Regions from separate parts of the Homo sapiens genome. Here region 1 is linked to region 2. A link is an interaction called in ENCODE POLR2A ChIA-PET data of the cell type or tissue named here. Cell type or tissue: PC-9. All regions are shown on one strand. Each heading gives the region's core, and the rest is flanking DNA. Links, peaks and the distances in the headings are about the cores only. Region 1 has its middle 8.8 kb from the start of GPC1. Region 2 has its middle 65 kb from the start of GPC1.

The links. Peaks named below come from ENCODE experiments on the same cell type or tissue, not always from the same donor. Only the 100,000 strongest peaks of a DNase experiment are listed, where the experiment ranks them.
Region 1: POLR2A ChIA-PET joins it to region 2 with 13 read pairs; 11 of 35 experiments call an interaction of 5 or more read pairs at or near these places.

What each region holds. Positions count from the first base shown.
Region 1 is chr2:240,422,574-240,431,146 of GRCh38, forward strand. No RefSeq gene overlaps it. Among named protein-coding and RNA genes, the nearest start is that of GPC1, 8.8 kb to the right of the region's middle. RefSeq lists enhancers at 4,337-4,838, 4,839-5,338. In PC-9, for the core only: no CTCF peak of the experiment used is centred there; a DNase peak (open chromatin) is centred at 4,488; H3K4me3 peaks cover 482 bases; H3K27ac peaks cover 2,008 bases.
Region 2 is chr2:240,366,862-240,375,434 of GRCh38, forward strand. No RefSeq gene overlaps it. Among named protein-coding and RNA genes, the nearest start is that of GPC1, 65 kb to the right of the region's middle. RefSeq lists enhancers at 1,701-6,716, 2,769-3,658, 7,167-7,721. In PC-9, for the core only: no CTCF peak of the experiment used is centred there; DNase peaks (open chromatin) are centred at 2,170, 2,990, 3,420 and 7,590; H3K4me3 peaks cover 621 bases; H3K27ac peaks cover 2,286 bases.

The DNA.
Region 1 (8,573 bases), core at 277-8,276, 56 kb after region 2:
ATACCTGGATGTCTGAGAAAATATCAATTCTCCCAGAACTAATCTATGAGCTCCAGACAATTCTCATCCATTATTTATGGATCTTGACGGATGAATCCAATGTTCATCTGGGGGAGACACTGGAAAGAATAGCAAGAAATTTTGAATAAGAAGAAATGTACATCCTACAAAACTACATTATTCAAAACAGTGTGGCCTTAGCCCAGCAATATGCAAAAAAGATCCAGGGTGAGTCTAGAAACAGGCCAGTGTATGCTGGAATGAGTATTTACTGGCATTTCACATAAGTGAACAGGGGAAGGAGGAAATATTTGCAACACAGATTCCAGGCAAAGAGCCTAATCTTTAATCCATAAAGACCTCCTCAAAAATCAATACCAAAAAAAAACAACAAAGGTGAAAAATGGCAATGGACTTGAATAGACAGGCCATAAGAAAACCTGACAGTGGCTGGTAAATGCATGAAAAAATGTTCAGTTTCCCAGGGAGCAGGGAGTACAAACGGAAACACTCCCGGATCTCACCCCTCGAGCCTCAGGTCAGCAACATCGAGAGGTGTGATGACCCCTGCTTTGACAAGGGCATGAGTCACCAGGGACTGTGCCTGACTTTGTCTTTTTGAAGGACATTAGGCCACCTCTTTAAAATACTGAAATGTGCACCCTGTAACTCAGCAGATGTGTTTCTCATCATCTGTTCTATAGAAGCCACCGCTGCCATTTTAATATCACTTTGTTTGAAATAAAAACACTCTTGAGCTGAGGCATGGTAAAACAGAGGCTGCAGCCCTTTTCTGGAATAGTGACAATGGGTTGGAACAGAGGTGTGGGCGGAGCTTTAGGCCCTGATGTGGAGAGGCCACCAAGGCTCGCTCAGGGTTCAGTTAGAAAAACAATGCCGCACACAATGGGCATCAGATGCTTGAACAGGGCCATTTACGAACCAGAGAAAGTTCTAGAAAGATGCGCCCACAGTGGCTCACCCTGATCACTCTGGGTGAGGGTGTGAATGGGAACCCTCTTTTTTCTTTTTCATATATTTCAGAATGTGATGTGTTCTATTTTAACCACTACTAGAGATTTTTCAAGCTTTTCAAAAGCTTCCAGTTCTGGTTGTTGGTCCCAAAAACTGGATCCTGTGGGACAACACGGTCTTCAGCTGATCTAGCCCTGCCTCCAACCAGCGACAGTCCCTGGCACCTGCGTCTCTGCTGCTAACCCTCCTGATGAGTGCGCCAGGAGTATTCCGACCAGTGACAGTCCCTGGTGCCGGCATCTCTGCCACTAACCCTCCTGATGGGTGCACCAGGCATATGGCCTCCGACCAGTGATAGTCCCTGGCACCGGTGTCTCTGCCACTAACCTTCCTGATGGATGCACCAGGCGTACGGCCCTCGGGCCTCTCGCGTTCAGCCCAAGCTCATTGAGTGGAAATCCCCGGGTTACCAGCCCTCCCACTACCCTGTACCCAATGCCACTCCGGGTGCCACGCGCCAGAGTCAATTTCCGCCCAACACCACGACTGTGTGTGGCTCTGGCATTTCCAACCACTAGGAGGGCAGGAGGGCTGGCCAGCAGGCGAGGTCTCTGTGTGTGATTTTGAAATGCCTTTTCCCACAATGGCAATTAAAGTGCAATGCCTAATTCTGGACAGCTTCAGAACGAGCTTTAGAAATGGATGAGCTTTAGAAATGGTCACGTAGCAAGAAAATCTCCTTCCAGAAAACCTGCAGGCATGGAGGGAGACTGAGGTGGGGCTAGGGCTGGGGCTGAGGGCTGGGTCTTCCTGAGGCACTGTGGGGGCAGAAAGCAGGAGGCTGGCTGGTGACTGACGCTGCAGAGGAAGACAGAAAGCTTGCACTTTCTCCACGATTGTGTTGAGCAACATTCTAAACACAGTCCTGAGGCTCTCAGTGAATACAGGAGTCTTCACGTTGGGGACAGAATCTCGGAGGGCAGGCCTGTTGGTCTGGACCAGGGGCATGGGGGAAATGTCCAGGCCCTTGGGGCCACACAAGTGCAGTGCCCGGCTCCGCCAGATTCACACTTTTCCAAACACCCCTGCTCCTTCTTAGCTTGAGGGTTAATGGCAATGCCACCTCACGTGGTCATTCATTCATTCAACAAGCATTGGTCACTCCTACAACAACCACTCACCACCCAGCCGTGAAGACCCGAGTCTCAGCGGGCACTGCCCCACCAGGCACATTCTGGTGCTTCGGATACAGCAGAACCAACAGCTGCCCTTGCCCTGGTGATGCAGTTACCTTCCAGGGAGAGGAAGCCAGCTCATCCATGAAGAGATGATTTCTTAGGGCAGCTGGTGCTGGTGAGGACACCAGGCGGGAAGCCCAGCCAGCAGTCACTCTGTGAAGCGGCTTAGCGGACTCTGCCTAGCCTGGTGCCCAGCACCTCTGACCCCGCAAAAACACGCACCCATGTGCCCCTGGTGGCAGAGACAAACACAGCTACAGCAGCGCTCTTGAAACCACACGATTGTCCAGCCACGGTGGCCTGGGCATGGAGACCACAGGCGCTCACAACGGAAGGCCACCTGAGGACGAGAAGTGGGCAGCAACGCAGGTGGTGCTCAGGATCGAGAGACCGAGGTCAGCGCCAGGGAGAGTGCCAGGCCCGGCGGCCCAGTCCATGGGTCAGGGTCGAAGGCAGGGCACCTGTCCTGTGGCAGGGGAGCTTTGGGCAGGGGGACTTCAGGGTGCAGGACAATGTGGAGAGGACGTGAGGGGTCCCTGGGGCAGGGCATGCTCTGTTTCTCAATCTGGGTGCACTTTAAGAGATGCAAATTCATCAAGCCCTACCGTCAGGCTTGCACACTGATCTGCGGTATACCACACAGCGTGGTGACTCACACCTGTGATCCCAGCACTTTGAGAGACCAAGGCAGGAGAATTACTGGAGGCTAGGAGTTCAAGAGCAGCCTGGGCAAATAACGAGACCCTGTCTCTACAAAAAAAAAAAAAAAAAAAAAAAAAAAAATTAGCCAGATGCGGTGGTGTGCACCTGTAATTCCAGCTATTCAGGAGGCTGAGGCAGGAGGATTGCTTGAGCACTGGAATTCAAGGATGCAGTGAGCTATGATCGTGCCACTGCACTCCAGCCTGGGCAACAGAGCAAGTTCTTGTCTCTAAACAACAACAACAAAAATGGTTAAAATATCACGGGCAACACCTTGGAAACCAATTCATGCACAAGGATTGAAGATGCTTCCAGTTCACTCAGACCTCTGTAAACTGTGGCAGTTCCACCTGTCCAGAGTCAGCCCAGTGTTCCTGCTGGGTGGGAGGGAGCCAGGGCTTGCCTGCTGGAGACCTGGCGCCTCCCCTTCCAGGTAAGGGCTCTGTCTTCAGGGTCTGCCCACCTTTTCCAAGGCATGAGATGATGGGAGGGGAGGATGTCGCTGGAGAACGTAGTGATAAACAGGGAGGTGACAGGGCAGGGACGATCACAAGCTGTTGTGAACTTGTGTGAATTGTTAATACTTAACCTCCCTGAGCCAGGTGCTTTTCTATAAGCTGGATGCAAACAGACCCACCTCTCAGGGAGACTGTGCACATCTGAGACAGTCTTCAACTGCGTTCCCCCAAGAAGCAGATGCTGAGACAAGGTTCGTTTACTGGATGGTCCCAGGAAACAGCAGCAGGGGCGTGAGGAAGAGATGAGGAGGGAAGTAGCAGGATGGGTGATCGGTGCAGCTCACTGTGACCTGGCTCAGCCACAAGAAACCTCAGGAGACAGCGTAGAGCAATGGTCAAATAAAAACGACCGTGGCCACTGGTTCAGAGAAGCTCCTGCCCCAAACCCAACACCCAGACCAAACCAGAATGGAGTCACTCATGCTTCATGTCACATCATCAAACTGAACTTAGAAAGGGCCCCTTTTCCCAAAATGAAGAGATTCACCGCAGCCAATCAGTCTACCTGAGTCAGGAGACTCAGGAAGTCCCTCCGTGTTAGTCTGACAAGGAAAGTGACCCCACAATGCCCAATCACTTGCTGTCCTCTTATTTCTGTTTCTTCAGCCTTTTCTGCCTGTAAAGCCCACCTCTTCCACTCAGCTTATGGGAACACCCTTCCTAACTCTCCAAATGCGATGCTGCCTGATTCGTGAGTCACCAGGGATAGCCAATTAGATCTTGCGCGAGTCGGCTCTTCCATTGCTATGAAGAAACACCTGAGGCTGGGTCGTTTATAAAGAAAAGAGGTTTAATCAGCTCAGGCTGTAGAGGAAGCACAATACCATCATCTGCTTCTGGTGAGGGCTCAGGAAGCTTCCACTCATGGTGGAAGGCAAAGGGGGAGCAGGTGCGTCAACGGCAAGAGCAGGAGGAAGAGAGAGAAGGGAGAGGCCCTAGGCTCTCTTAAACAACCAGCTTTCTCGTGTGAACTAACTCAGCGACAGCTCACTCATCGCCAAGGGGATGACGTCAAGCCATTCACTAGGGTCCCACCCCTGTGACCAAACACCTCCCACAGGGCCTCACCTCCACCACTGGGGATCACATTTCAACAGGAGATTTAGAGAGAAGAAACTTTCAAACCATATCAGATCTTAACTAAATGTGTTGAAAGTTTGTTTTGTAACAGCACACACATGCCTGGGTTTCCAGCTGTGTAGCAGGAACTGGTGCCTGTCCACCAGCTAAGGGATACGTCTAAGTCATTTTCTTTCTGCCACTTCCAGGTTACTCTGCCAGGGGACCCAGGGAAACCCAGCAGGCAGCGGTCACTGGCGACCTTGAGTGTGGAGAAGGGAGCGAGGAGGAGCCTGGGTGGACACCTGCAGCACCTGCTTCAGAGGCGAAGTGGGTACAGGTACTCACTGCACTCGCCTCCCTGCACTGGGTGGGTCCTCATGGGTGGGCTGCCATGGTTCTGTTGCAGGCACATGTGATGTGTGGTGGCAGTGGGAGGTGGCCAGGTGGCTGGATTGAGAAATGCAGCTCCCAGCCACCTGGCCACTCCAGCCTCATGATGCTGAGGTTAAGACAGGGTCGCTCACTGGGGGACGGCGCCTTGCCTCTTTCTCTGCACCTCCAGCAGCCTGAACTATGCCCACTTGGGAAGGACGAGATCGTCGGACGCTGGGAGAGGCTCCCTCCATGTCAGGCCTGCTCTCGGGCTCCACGTGGATAATCAGCTCCACACCTCATCCCTCATGGCAATTCTGCTTGGCTTTGGTTTCTACTGAGGTAAAATTCATGTAACATAAAATTAACCACTTTAAAGTGTCCAATTCCGCAGCACTTCATCTGCTCACAGTGCTGTGCAGCCTCACCTCTGTCTAGTTCCGAAACATCTCATCTCCCCACAAGGAAACCACTAAGCAGGCTCTCCCCATCTCTCCGTGCCTCCAGCCCCCACAACCACGCACCTGCTGTCTGCTGCTGTGGGTTCAGGGGAATGTGAAATGCTGGTTATTTCACAGAAATGGAGTCACATAGCCTGTGACCTTTGATGTCCAGCTTTTTTTACTTACCGTGATCTTTCCAAGGCCCCTGCACACTGCAGCAGGAATCGGTGCCTGATTCCTTTTTATGGCTGGAGAACATTCCCTTGCATGGATAGGTCAGTTTTGTCTGCTCATTGGGTGGATATTTGGGATGTTTCCATATTTTGACTACTGTGAATGGTGCTGCTGTGAACATCCATGCAAAAATTTTTGTTTGAATACTTGTTTTCAATTATTTTGTCCATACCCCTAGCTGTATGTTAATTCTGTTTTACTTTCTGAGGAACCACCAAACTGTTTTTACAGTGGCTAAGCCATTTCATGTTTCCACCAGCAATATACAAGGTTTGTCATTTTCCCACATCGTCGCCGACACTTATTTTCCGATTTTTGGTGCTAGCTATCTCGAGTGTGGTGTGTGACATCCTGTTGCTCTGATTTACATGTCCCTGATGACTAGTGATACTGAGCATCTTTTCATGAGATTATTAGTCATTTGCATATCATCTTTGGGAAGGTGTCTATTCAAATTCTTTGCTATTTTTAAAACTGACTTTTTGCTGTTGTGTTGAAGAGTTTTTTTTTTTTCTTCTGGAAACTAGACATTCATGAGATATATGATGTGCAAAAAAATCCTACCATTCTGTGGTTTGTCTTTTCACTGTTTTGATAGTACCCTTTGAAACACAAAGGGTACTATCAAATTTTCATAAAGTCCAATTCTTCTGTTTTTTTCTTTTATTGCCTGTGTTTTTTGTTTCATATCCAAGAATCTCTTGCCAAATCCAATGTCATGAGATTTCCCCAATATTTTCTTCTAAGAGTTTTTGCTCACTGGGGGTTTTGGTCCATTTTGGGTTCCCTGTTGTGTATGGTGTGAGGTAGGGTCTAGCTTCATTTGTCCCTGTACCACTTGTTGAAGAGACTACTCTTTGTCTCATTGAATAATCTTGGCATCCTTGTCCCAAAAAATTGACCACAGGTGTGTGGGTTTGTGTCTGAACTCTTCTATTCCATTTGTCCACATGTCCGCCTTCATGCCAATATCAAACTGTTTTGATTACTGTAGCTTTGTACTGTAGTAAGTTTTGAAACTGGGAAACTGAGTCCTCCAACTCTGTTTTTGTTTTTTAAGACTATGTGGCTATTCAGGGAATATCCTTGTTTCATGCCCATTTTTCCTCCGAGAAAATGAAGAGAGAAGAAGACTGAGTGACCTAAGGGGGTGGCTCAGCTGGTCAGCACCAGCAATGACAGAGGGAGTGACGGGGCTCAGGGGCCAGAAAAGGAGCAGGATGTCCATAGGGCAGAGGTCCTGTGGCTGTGCCTGGCCCTGACCCAAATCTACTGTCCTCACCTGGCTGACAACCCTGCCCTCACAGGCTGCAATCACTCTGCTCATGTGACACTTACTCAGGAAGCCCTGCACCTGCCTGAGAGTCACCTCGCCTCCCTAAAATGAGGCCCAGAGGCCAGGTGTCTAAGCCTCCCTTGGCCGCCCTCCCTGGGCCGCAGCCCCAGGTCTGGGGAGCACTTTGGCCTGAGGCCCTCTGGAAGGGCAGGGCTTCCCTCTGTCACCTTCTCAGGATGCCTTTGCCAGACTTTCGTTGAAGGTAGGGGACCAAGGCCAGGTGGGCTGGTCAACGCCACCTTTAGGGAGGGGCCTCGCCACCACTAGTGCCTGCCCACTCCCCAGCACGGGTGGGCCAGCCAGAGCTGACCCGATGTGGCTGAGCTTGGCTGTAGGTGTGACCCATGGGCCAGGCCATGGTTGCAGGGTGTGGTCAGGGCCTCTCCTCCTCCCTGGTCCTCAGCCGTTGTCTACGGCTTCAGCCTCTCCTCCTCCCAAGTCCTCGGCTGTGTCTTGTTCCAGCCCCCCTCCTCCTTCCCTCCCTGGACACTCCCACTGTGTCCAGGAGGGCCCTGCAGCTGCCTTCACCTCTGGTTGTGCCGGTGGCTGCAGGGCAAATAAAACCAACCCTTCCCCCATCCCCCTCCCCAGGGACCAGGCAGCCTGTCCCTGTCCCCAGAAGAGGCCTTGCACCACCCCTTCCCTCCCACAGGCCTCAGGGGCTCCCTTGCCCTTCAGCCGTCCAACGCTCAGGACACCTGTCCCCTGCCACCTAGCGGGGCATTACTATTGCACAGAGAAACAGACACTCGGATGCGGCAGTTTCGCCTCCTCAGGAAAATAGGATTCCCAGAGAGGACCAGCAGGCCAGGGAGGCTACAGTCCTCCCTCAGCTGCACCATGCAGGTGCCTCTCTCGCCTGTGACTCAGCCTCACCTGCCAAGGTTGCAAGACCCTGCTCGGTGGGCCCTGGCAAGGCCTCCCCCTTAGGAGACGGCTCTTCCACTGAGCCCCTGGATTCCCTCCCACCCAGCGCAGGCCGGCGGCACACAGGGCAGGCCACTGTGAGCACTCTGGCTGCTCTAGGCCCTGACACAGTACAGGCCTGTGTCCTCCGCAGCCAGGTGTGCAGGCCCCCAACCCCCCCCACCCCCAGCCCATGGCTTGCCAGCCAGGGCCATGGAAGCCACAGCCACCTCCCCACATGCAGGCTGGTGGCTCCTGCCCAGGAGGACAGATGCCTGCTGTCTTGTTCTCTGGTCTTCCAGAGAAAAGGTTGGCTGAAGAGGGTGCCCCGGCCATGTTCCTGTCACCAACTGGACAACTCCCCTCAAAGGGCCTTGAGCATCCCAGGACACCCTCCCCAGGAGCAGGGAAGGTTGGGAGTGTGGCGTGGACAGTGCCACCCTTCCAGGCCAGCATGGTCCAGAGGCAAACCCTTACCTGCAGAGCAGCTCAGAGGATGCCTCCAGTTGGCCTCACCCTGGAAACGGCTCTTTGCTTTGGGGACCAAGCAAGCTCTTCAGACAAGCCTGCAGAAGGGCAGTGGGAGGCGGGACAGGGCCACAGTCCGACCCCCTCAGACCTTAGGAGCCTCATCTACAGGGAAATGAAACCCTTCAACTCCAGACCTCTGGAGCTGAAGGCAACTTTAGGCCTTCCCTAAGCTTAGGGGAAGGTTTGAGGTGACCCTGGAATCTGAATGGGGAGGGGAAGAACGTTCAGCTTCCTGGACCCCTTGAGAGGAGGGGGA
Region 2 (8,573 bases), core at 409-8,408:
GCCAGAAACCACCCCAGCATGCACGCACATGCACCTGCATACATGCACACGCACATGCACACATGAATGCACGCACAAATGCACACACGCACATGCACACGTGAATACACACACGTGAACGCACACACGAATATACACATGCACATGCACACAATGTGAATGCACACACGAATACACACATGCACATGCAAATGCACACACACGAATGCACACACGCACATGCACATGCAAATGCACACACACGAAGGCACACGCACATGCACACACGAATACACACATGTGAACGCACACGCGAATGCACACACGCACACATGCAAATGCACACACGCAAATGCACACACATGAAGGCACACAAGCACATGCAAATGCACACACACACGAATGCACATGCACATGCACACATAAATGCACACACAAGCACACTCCCCAGCAGTGGGGATGCTGCTCTCCCTGTGCTGCAAGGAGGGAAAGCGATGGGTGTTTTGCGGGACTGGAAGTGAAGCGTTAATGTTGGCTGGATGTTCAATCACCCAAAAGGCCCAAAAGCCTCAGCCCTGGCCCAGCTGCCATGCAAGGCCAAGAAGAGGGGACTCAGCTGAGCAGGGGTGAAGGGAGGGGTTGGGGGGCACATTTAACCCCAGCCCTAAGTCAGGGCTCCTCCATGAACCCAGAGAGTCCACACAGGAGGATGAAGACACCGTGCGCTGTGCCTCAGACGGGGCCATCTCCCAGGTTTCTCTACCTGGCCCAGGCATCCTTTTGGTCACAGCCCCTGACATCTGCTGTGGGGCACAATCAACCCTCAAGGGGGGCTCAGGGCTTCCCCTCCTGAGAGGGTTGGGGTGATGCAGCCCAGCAGAGAACCCATGGGAGGCTCCCACTGCTTTCCACTGCGGAGCCCCACACCGGCTTGGCTCCTCCCTCTCCACGGGCATCCGGCCTGGGTCCCGCGGACGCCTCTTCTTACGCAGGGAGGGGAGTCCCTTGCTGTTTCTGCAGCCAGAGGATCCTGCTGGGCACGGGTGCTGCACGAGGCTCCTTGCTAGAGTGGAGAGCCACCGCTGTGTCCCCATGCCTCCCTAGAAACATGGGTGTGGCCGCACCTGGAGGCCCAGCTGGAAGGGGCCCAGCTGGGCACAGCCCCTACAAGCTGCTCGGGGGCCTGAGTGGGACTGAGACTGTGTGGACCTCCGGCCACCAACTCCCAGAGCCACCCCTAGGCTGGACCTCAGGGGTTGGCTGTTACGGAGGTGTGATGGTCGAAATCAGGAGTTGTCCAACCTTTTGGCTTCCCTGGGCTTGGACCACATTAGAAGAAGAATTGTCTTGGGCCACACATAAAATACACTAACACTAACGATGGCTGACGAGCTAAAGCAAACAAAAAAAATCACGAAACAACTCATAATGTTTTAAGAAAGTTTATGAATTTGTGTTGGGTCGAATTCAAAACCACCCTGGGCCACATGGGGCCCACGGGCCTCGGGTTGGACAAGCTTGATCTAAATATGTGTGTTCCCCCAAAATGCACATGTTGACCTGTCCCCCAGTGCAGTAATATTCAGAGGTGAGGCCTTTAGGAGGTGATTAGGTTGTGAGAGTGGAGGCCCGTGAATGGGACTGGTGCCCTTAGAAAAGAGGCCGCCCCTTCCACAGAGGGAGCACCCAGCGAGAAGGCACTGTCTATGGAAAGCGGCCCTCACCAGACACAGTCTTCCAGCACCTTCATCTTGGACTTCGCGACTTCCAAACTGTGAGAGATACATTTCTCTTGTTTCTACACCACCAGGTCTATGGTAATTTTGTTATACCAAGACAAACAGCCAAGACAGGCAGAGCCTGGAGGGGTGGGGTGAGCTCAGGGGTGCCCAGGGCAGAGCCTGGGGACAGAGTAAGCTCAGGGGCACCCAGGGCAGAGCCTGGGGGCACGAGAGGACAGGCCTGTTTCCCCTGCAGCGAGCATTCTCTGTCCCCCACTGCATTGCACAACAGGCTGGGCACAGGCAACCCTGGCTGCTCTCTGGCTCCGTGCCTGGCAAGGCCCATCACCTTGTGCCCAGGGTCAGGCCACTCCACGGGCAGAGTCTGAGCTGCTCTCAGCATTGTCTTGGGGCCAACTCCTGGTGTCAGGTGTCTCCCGGACCTAGGCTGGAACGTGGGGCCACTCAGGCGTCTCTGACAGGTAGGATCCAGGCACAGGTGGCTCACGATTGATCGACCGTGTGGGGGTTAAATGTCTCCCTAATAAGCCCTCCCACACCTCCTTTCCAGCAGCTGCTAAATGCCCTCAGGGCACCTCATCTGCACAAATTAAAGTCTCCTGACCCTTGTCTGTGCAACCAAACTTCCTGAAGGCAGCTTCTGTCTCGTGTCTGCTCAGAACACCACAGCGGGTCCCACCGCCGTGATGCTAAGAGTCATCTGACCTGTCCCCACCTGCCCTTCCTGCTTCACCTGCCCCACCCACGCTTGCATCCCCCATTCACCTGGTCCTGAAGCTGGGAACCCACCTCCCTACACTCAGCCCAACAAAGAGCAGCCATCCCCAAGCCCTGAGTGACTATGGCCCCCCCACCCGCCCCCCCACCCACATCTGGTTCTGCAGAGAGCTGCATGCCTCCAGGTCAGGGCTGCCTGCTCCAAGGTCACCGGTACCCAGTCCAAGGTCGGGGGCATCCTATCTAAGGTCGGGGGACCACATGCCTGCAGGTCAGGGCTGCCTGCACCAAGGTCAGGGCTGCCTGTTTGAAGTTGGAACCAGACCTGATTTACCAACACTGTGCCCAGTCAGGGCCTGGACACAGCAGGTTTTAATATCTGTCCAAGGAATGAAGGCAGAAGTAAAGGAAGCCTTCTCCATTCTTTCAGCAGCCTTGGACGTACACTGGGCAGGGCGAGGGACACTGGGCATGCTTTTCTGAGCAGCAAGGACTGGAGTCCCCGACCAACAACCTCAGGGACCAGCCTCAGGGCATGGGAGGACTTGAGGGAGGAGGACCCTGGGAAAACCTTCCAGAGCCCTCTCTGCCAGAGAGAGGTGTGCCTTGCCCAAGATCACTTATCCTGGAGGGACACGAGCTGACACAGACACGGCCCAGGACAACCCTGGCAGCCTCTCGCCTCCTGGACTCCCTGAGTCTCCAGCTTTGCCGTGATGCCAGGGTCCCGGTCCAAGGCCAGCCTCCTCTCAGCCAGGCAGCCCACCCCAGCCCAGCCAGGACCAGCTGTGTCTGGGGGAGGAGGGTGGCCCTGCGGTGGGGGCTGTGGGGAAGGGGCAGATGTATGACAAGAGGGGCATTGTCCACACTCCTGACCAGACTTCCAGGAGCTCCAGGGGCGGGAGCAGCAAGGCAGGCTCTGAGCTGCAGGATCCAAAAATAGCCTGGGGTGCGGCCAGTGGCCAGGGTTGGGCAGCTGACTTCACGCCACAAGCATCCCGGGAAGGCTCAGCTGTCTGTGGCCGCACCTGCTGGGCCTCTACCCGGAATGCTGCCCTCAGCGGGATGGGCCTGTAACGGGCCCCTGGGCCACCCACATGCAGAAAGCCCAGCTCCTCCTGAGGCCCCAGAAGCACCCTCGGGTGCCTGGAGGCTGCTGTGTTTCTCGCCCTGACTTGTCCATGGACCCTGGGACAGCCACGGCCCTCACCAGGCCTGGGCCACTTTGCAAGCTGTGGGGGGTGCTGTCTCCCCATTGAGAGTCCCTGGAGATTTGCCCCACGGGTTGGGGAATGACAGCATGACCCCCACCTACACAAGGCAGAGACCCTTGTTCTCCTGGAGTCAGTGGCCCTGTGGGCCCCAACGCTGGGCTCGGGAGAGATTCGCCACATCCAATTGAAAAATGAAGTGGGTGAGCCAGGCACAGTGGCTCATGCCTATAATCCCAGCACTTTGAGAGGCCGAGGCGGGCAGGTCACTTGTGGTCAGAAGTTTGAGACCAGCCTGGCCAACACGGTGAAACCCCTTCTCTGCCAAAAACACAAAAATCAGCCGGGCGTGGTGGTGTGTGCCTGTAATCCCAGCTACTCAGGAGGCTGAGGCAGGAGAAGAGATTGAACCCGGGAGGCAGAGGTTGCCGAGATCGCACCACTGCACTCCAGCCTGGGCGACAGAGTGAGAGCCTGTCTCAAAAAAAGAAAAATGAAGTGGGTGACAACGTTTCATTTCATTCCTGATGCAATTCACGTTTCCTCCGCAAAGGCTTCAGGGCCACGTGGACCATCCACAGGACCCTGGGTATTCCCTGCAGCCCCCAAGCCCCGCCATGGCTGACAGAGGGTGAGGGGCTTGCCCTGGAAGGGTTGGAGCTGGGGACAAGCATCTTCTGGGACCCGGCATCAGAAACAGCTCTTAAGGGACAGACAGTAAATTCCTGCAGCTCAGCCAAATGCTGTGGGGGACATGACCAGAGGAAGGCGGTTCCACACCAGGGAGGGCCTCTGGGAGGCCATGGCCTTTCCAGGGACGAGAAGCAGGCAAGGAAGCCTTGTGTACCAGGGGAGGTGCTCCCGACAGGCTAGCAGCAGAGGCAAAGGCCCAGGGCAGCAGCGGTCAGCTTGGGGTCCGAGGACAGCTAGGACATTGGTGTGGCTGCCGCTGAGGGAACCAGACAGAGGATGGCCACACGTGGGGACCCTGAATCTTATTCTGATGTCAAGCCGGTCAGGGTGTGAGCAGAGACAGGCGCTCCCTTCCCTTGCTTGGGATCCAGCCTTCCCCTGGAAGGGGCCCTGCAGGCTGCCGAGGGGCAGGGAGGAGGCAGAGGCAGATACAGAGGCTGACGCAGAGGCATAGCACTGCTGGCCTTGAGTGGCGGGTGCCCCGGGGCTCTGGGATCCATCCTGTTGGGGATACAATGAAGCCACAGCAGGCCAATGAGTTGAAGGACAGGAGTCAGGAGAGCAGTGAGGGCGAGGTGGGCTCGGGTGTGGCGGGCCCTGGACAGCTGGCCACTGTTTCTGGGACTTTGGATGGTGGCGTGGAGCCTGGCATTTTGTCCTGATGATGCCCGCCGTGCCTGGGGCTGGCCGAGTCTTCCCCGCTGGCCTGGGCCCCCAAGCTAGGGCTGCCCTCTCTGCCAGTCTGAGCTGAGTTTCTAGGCTGAGTTGGTGGCTGCCTCTCTGGGTCTTCTGAGACTTCACCAGGTAGTCTCTGCAGAAGCTTCTGGAACTTGCTGCAGCCATGACTGCCCCAGAAATAAGAGAGGTGCCCTTCTCTGCCCTTCACCCACCCTTGAACACTGGCCCAGCACCAGCCTGAGAGGGTCCTGGGCAGGGCCAAGCTTGCAGGACCCCAGAGGAGCCCAGAAGTGGTCCTGGTGGGGGTGCTGGGGCGTGGGGGTCCCCTGGGCTGGCCACCAGAGGGTTTCCTCCAGACCGCTGTGTGCCTGGGCTGGGGGAGGGCCTGGGCTGGGAACAAGGAGGATCTGTGCTCTGGGCCTGGGCAGGAGCCAGTTTGGGGCCCTCCTTGGGCCTTTGAAGTCCCAGGCGCACCCACCCTGAGGCCTGGGTAGGGCAGAGGCCTGGTGAAGCCCCACAGAGGTTTCTTGCGGAGGAAATCTCAAGTCCCTGAGAGGGGCAGGTGGGAGAGGGATGTGGGAGGGATGGGAAGAGGGGGCAACGAGAGCAGGCTGTGGTGGGGGGAGGGGCGTGGCAGAGGGGCAGGGCATGGAGGGGGCAGGGCTGTAGACAGGAAAAGGAGCACGGAGGAGGACAGGGCTGTAGTTGAGGGGCAGGGGTGTGGAGGAGGGGAGGTCATGGAGGGCAAGATGTGGAGGGGGGCCAGGCCATGGAGGGAGCAGGGTGTGGAGACGGCAGGACTGTGGTAGGGGTGAAGGGGCATAGAGGAGGGCAGGCCTGTGGTTAGGGGCATGGGTGTGGAGGATGAGCACGGCAAGGAGGGAGCAGGGCTGTGGTGGGGGGAGGGGCATGGGGAAGGACAGGGCACGGAGGGCAGGGCCATGGAGGGTGGGAAGTGGTGGGTGGGCTGTGGAGGTCCCCCCAGGGCCACTCCTGTTGGGGCTGCTGTAAGGAAACCCCATGAACTGCGTGGCTTGTAAACATCAGGAGTTTATTTCTCACAGCCCAGAGGCTGGAGGCCGGAGATCAAGGTGCCAGCCTGGTCGGGGTCTGGGGAGGGCTGTCCTCTGAGTTGTGGATTTCCGACTTCTCATTCCGTCCTTAAAGCGGCAGAAGGAAGGGGAAGGAGCCCTCTGGCCTCTTCTTACAAGGTCACGGGACCCATTCATGACAGCAGCGCCTTTGTGACCGCATCACCGCCCAAAGCCCCACCTCCTAAAACCGTCATATTGGGGTTCGATTTCAACATAAGAATTCGGGAGCTGGGCGTGGTGGCTCACACCTGTCATCCCAGAGCTTTGGGAGGCTGAGGTGGGAGGATCGCTGGAGCCCAGGAGTTTGAGGCTGCAGTGAGCCATGATTATGCCACTGTACTCCAGCCTAGACGACAGAGGGAGACCCTGTCTAAAGAATTTTGGGGCAACACAAACATTCAGTCCATAATACTCCCCATGGACAGGCCACGCTTCTTGCCTCAGCTTGGATCTTCTAGGCCAATGCAGGTCCCAGCCCAGCAGCCTCAGCGGACCGAGTCTCGGGGGCCGGCAGGGGTCTGTACCTGCTTCCCCGGCCCCTTTACCGCCCACCACTCTGCTCAGGTCTCTGGACCTGTGGGCTTTCCAGGCTCCTTAGACCAAAGCCCACCAGCCCGAGCCCAGCATCTGCGCAGGTGCTGTGGGGACCAGGACATGGGTGCTGGGGTGCACGGCCTCTGTGATAATCCGGGACACAGCACTCGGACGGAGCCTGCACTGTTTCTTAAACACACACAAGGTGGCCTGGACACAGATGCTGGAGTGCGCGGCCTCTGTGACAATCCGGGACACAGCACTCAGAGGCTGCACCATTTCTTACACGCACGGGTGGTAGCCCCTTCGATGGACAGTACTCATTCTCAGACTCTGGCTGGGCCCCTGGGGTGCTGGAACCAAGATGAGGAATCAAAAACAAGGGTCTGGGAAGTAGCCCAGGCTGAGGCTCCTAGGAGGGAGGGCGAGAAGTACCCGAGTACTAGGGCTAGCTGGACGTGTTGACCCTGCTTGGCCTCCCCTCCCAAACCCTGGACCTCAGTGAGCCTGGGTACTGGGGCTAGCTGGACGTGCTGACCCTTCCTGGCCTCCCCTCCCAACCCCTGGACCCAGGTGGACTGGGGTACCAGGGCAAGCTGGGCATGCTGACCCTGCCTGGCCTTTCTGGTCTCATTGTGACTCAGGCCTGGGGGTTCCCGAGGCTCCCAGCTTAGAGGCGGACATGGCTGTGAGGCCCTCGCCCTTTCCCACTCAGCAGGGATGAGTTCAGGGATGGCCAGGCCCCAGTGATGTCACCAAGTTGAGCTTCTGAGCTTCTGGTGCCTGTGTGGGAGCTGCAGCCCTCAGGAAGAAGTGTCCTCCCCTCCTCAAGGGACCAGAGAAGGAGGATGGGGAGGAGGCCTGGCCCGAGGTCGTCTGATGCCAGCCTGGGGCCTGGAGCAGCCTGGAGCCAGCATGCGTTCCAAGGGGAATTCCTGGGGAATGATGCAGCCGGCCTCGCTATCACAAGCTGTCATTTGAGGGAGAGCCGCACTCGGAACGCCTCCCAGCCCCAGTGCAGGAATCCATCTGGCAAGTCTGCCCTCGGACACTCACAGGACACTCTTCCAGGATCCCTGGGCCTCGGGGTGGGGCCAGGGTCTCAGGGGAGGAAGTGCCCAGATTCCTGGACGCTGGCCCCGAGGAGGGTCTGGTGGCAGCCACCTCGGTCAGGACGAGGACAGAGCGTCCAGCCCCGTGCCAGCTCAGTGGCCTCAGAATACCACAGCCACGTCCCTCCTGTCCAAGGCCCAGCAGTCCCCGGGACACTCCAAGAGCCATCCACTTTCTAGATTTGGGCTTCCCCTCCTCAGTGACCCCAGCTCCTCCCCAGAGAGCAAACCCTGAAGCAGCTCCTCTGGGGGTCTTTAAGAGGAGAATAGGACTCGTGCTATGCTCGGGGTGGACTGAAATCATGCTCATCACACTAAAGCATACTGCAACATAAAGCCAGGTGTTTGCAAATGAAATGCAAACAGTCACACAGAGCCAGCAAAGCTACCCTTCACCTCACTTGCCGAATGAGGCTGTTCGGCTGAAACTCAGTGTCACCGGGCCCTGAGTCTGCACACTCACGCTCTCAGCTGCTACAGAATGATGACTCGGTTTCCCCACCGCTCTTTGGATTCAAGCTGCTGCAAAGCCCTCCCCAGCCTGGGTGTCGAGAAGTTGCTTGGCCCAGTCGCATGGCACGCCCAGGCAGTGGGGCCCGCAGACAGCGTGGGCACCGTTTACGGATGAATCGACGAGCCCCTCTTCGCCTCCATCCCTACGCGATGCACTTCCCCATTCTCCTGACACCGCATGGGCTGTTTCTGACTTCCAGCTACCAGGAGCAAGGCTGCCATGACCTCCTGTGTGTGTACATCGTGCTGCCGTCACACGTGCCCCGATTTCCGCAGGGTGCCCACGTCCAGGGTAAAGCC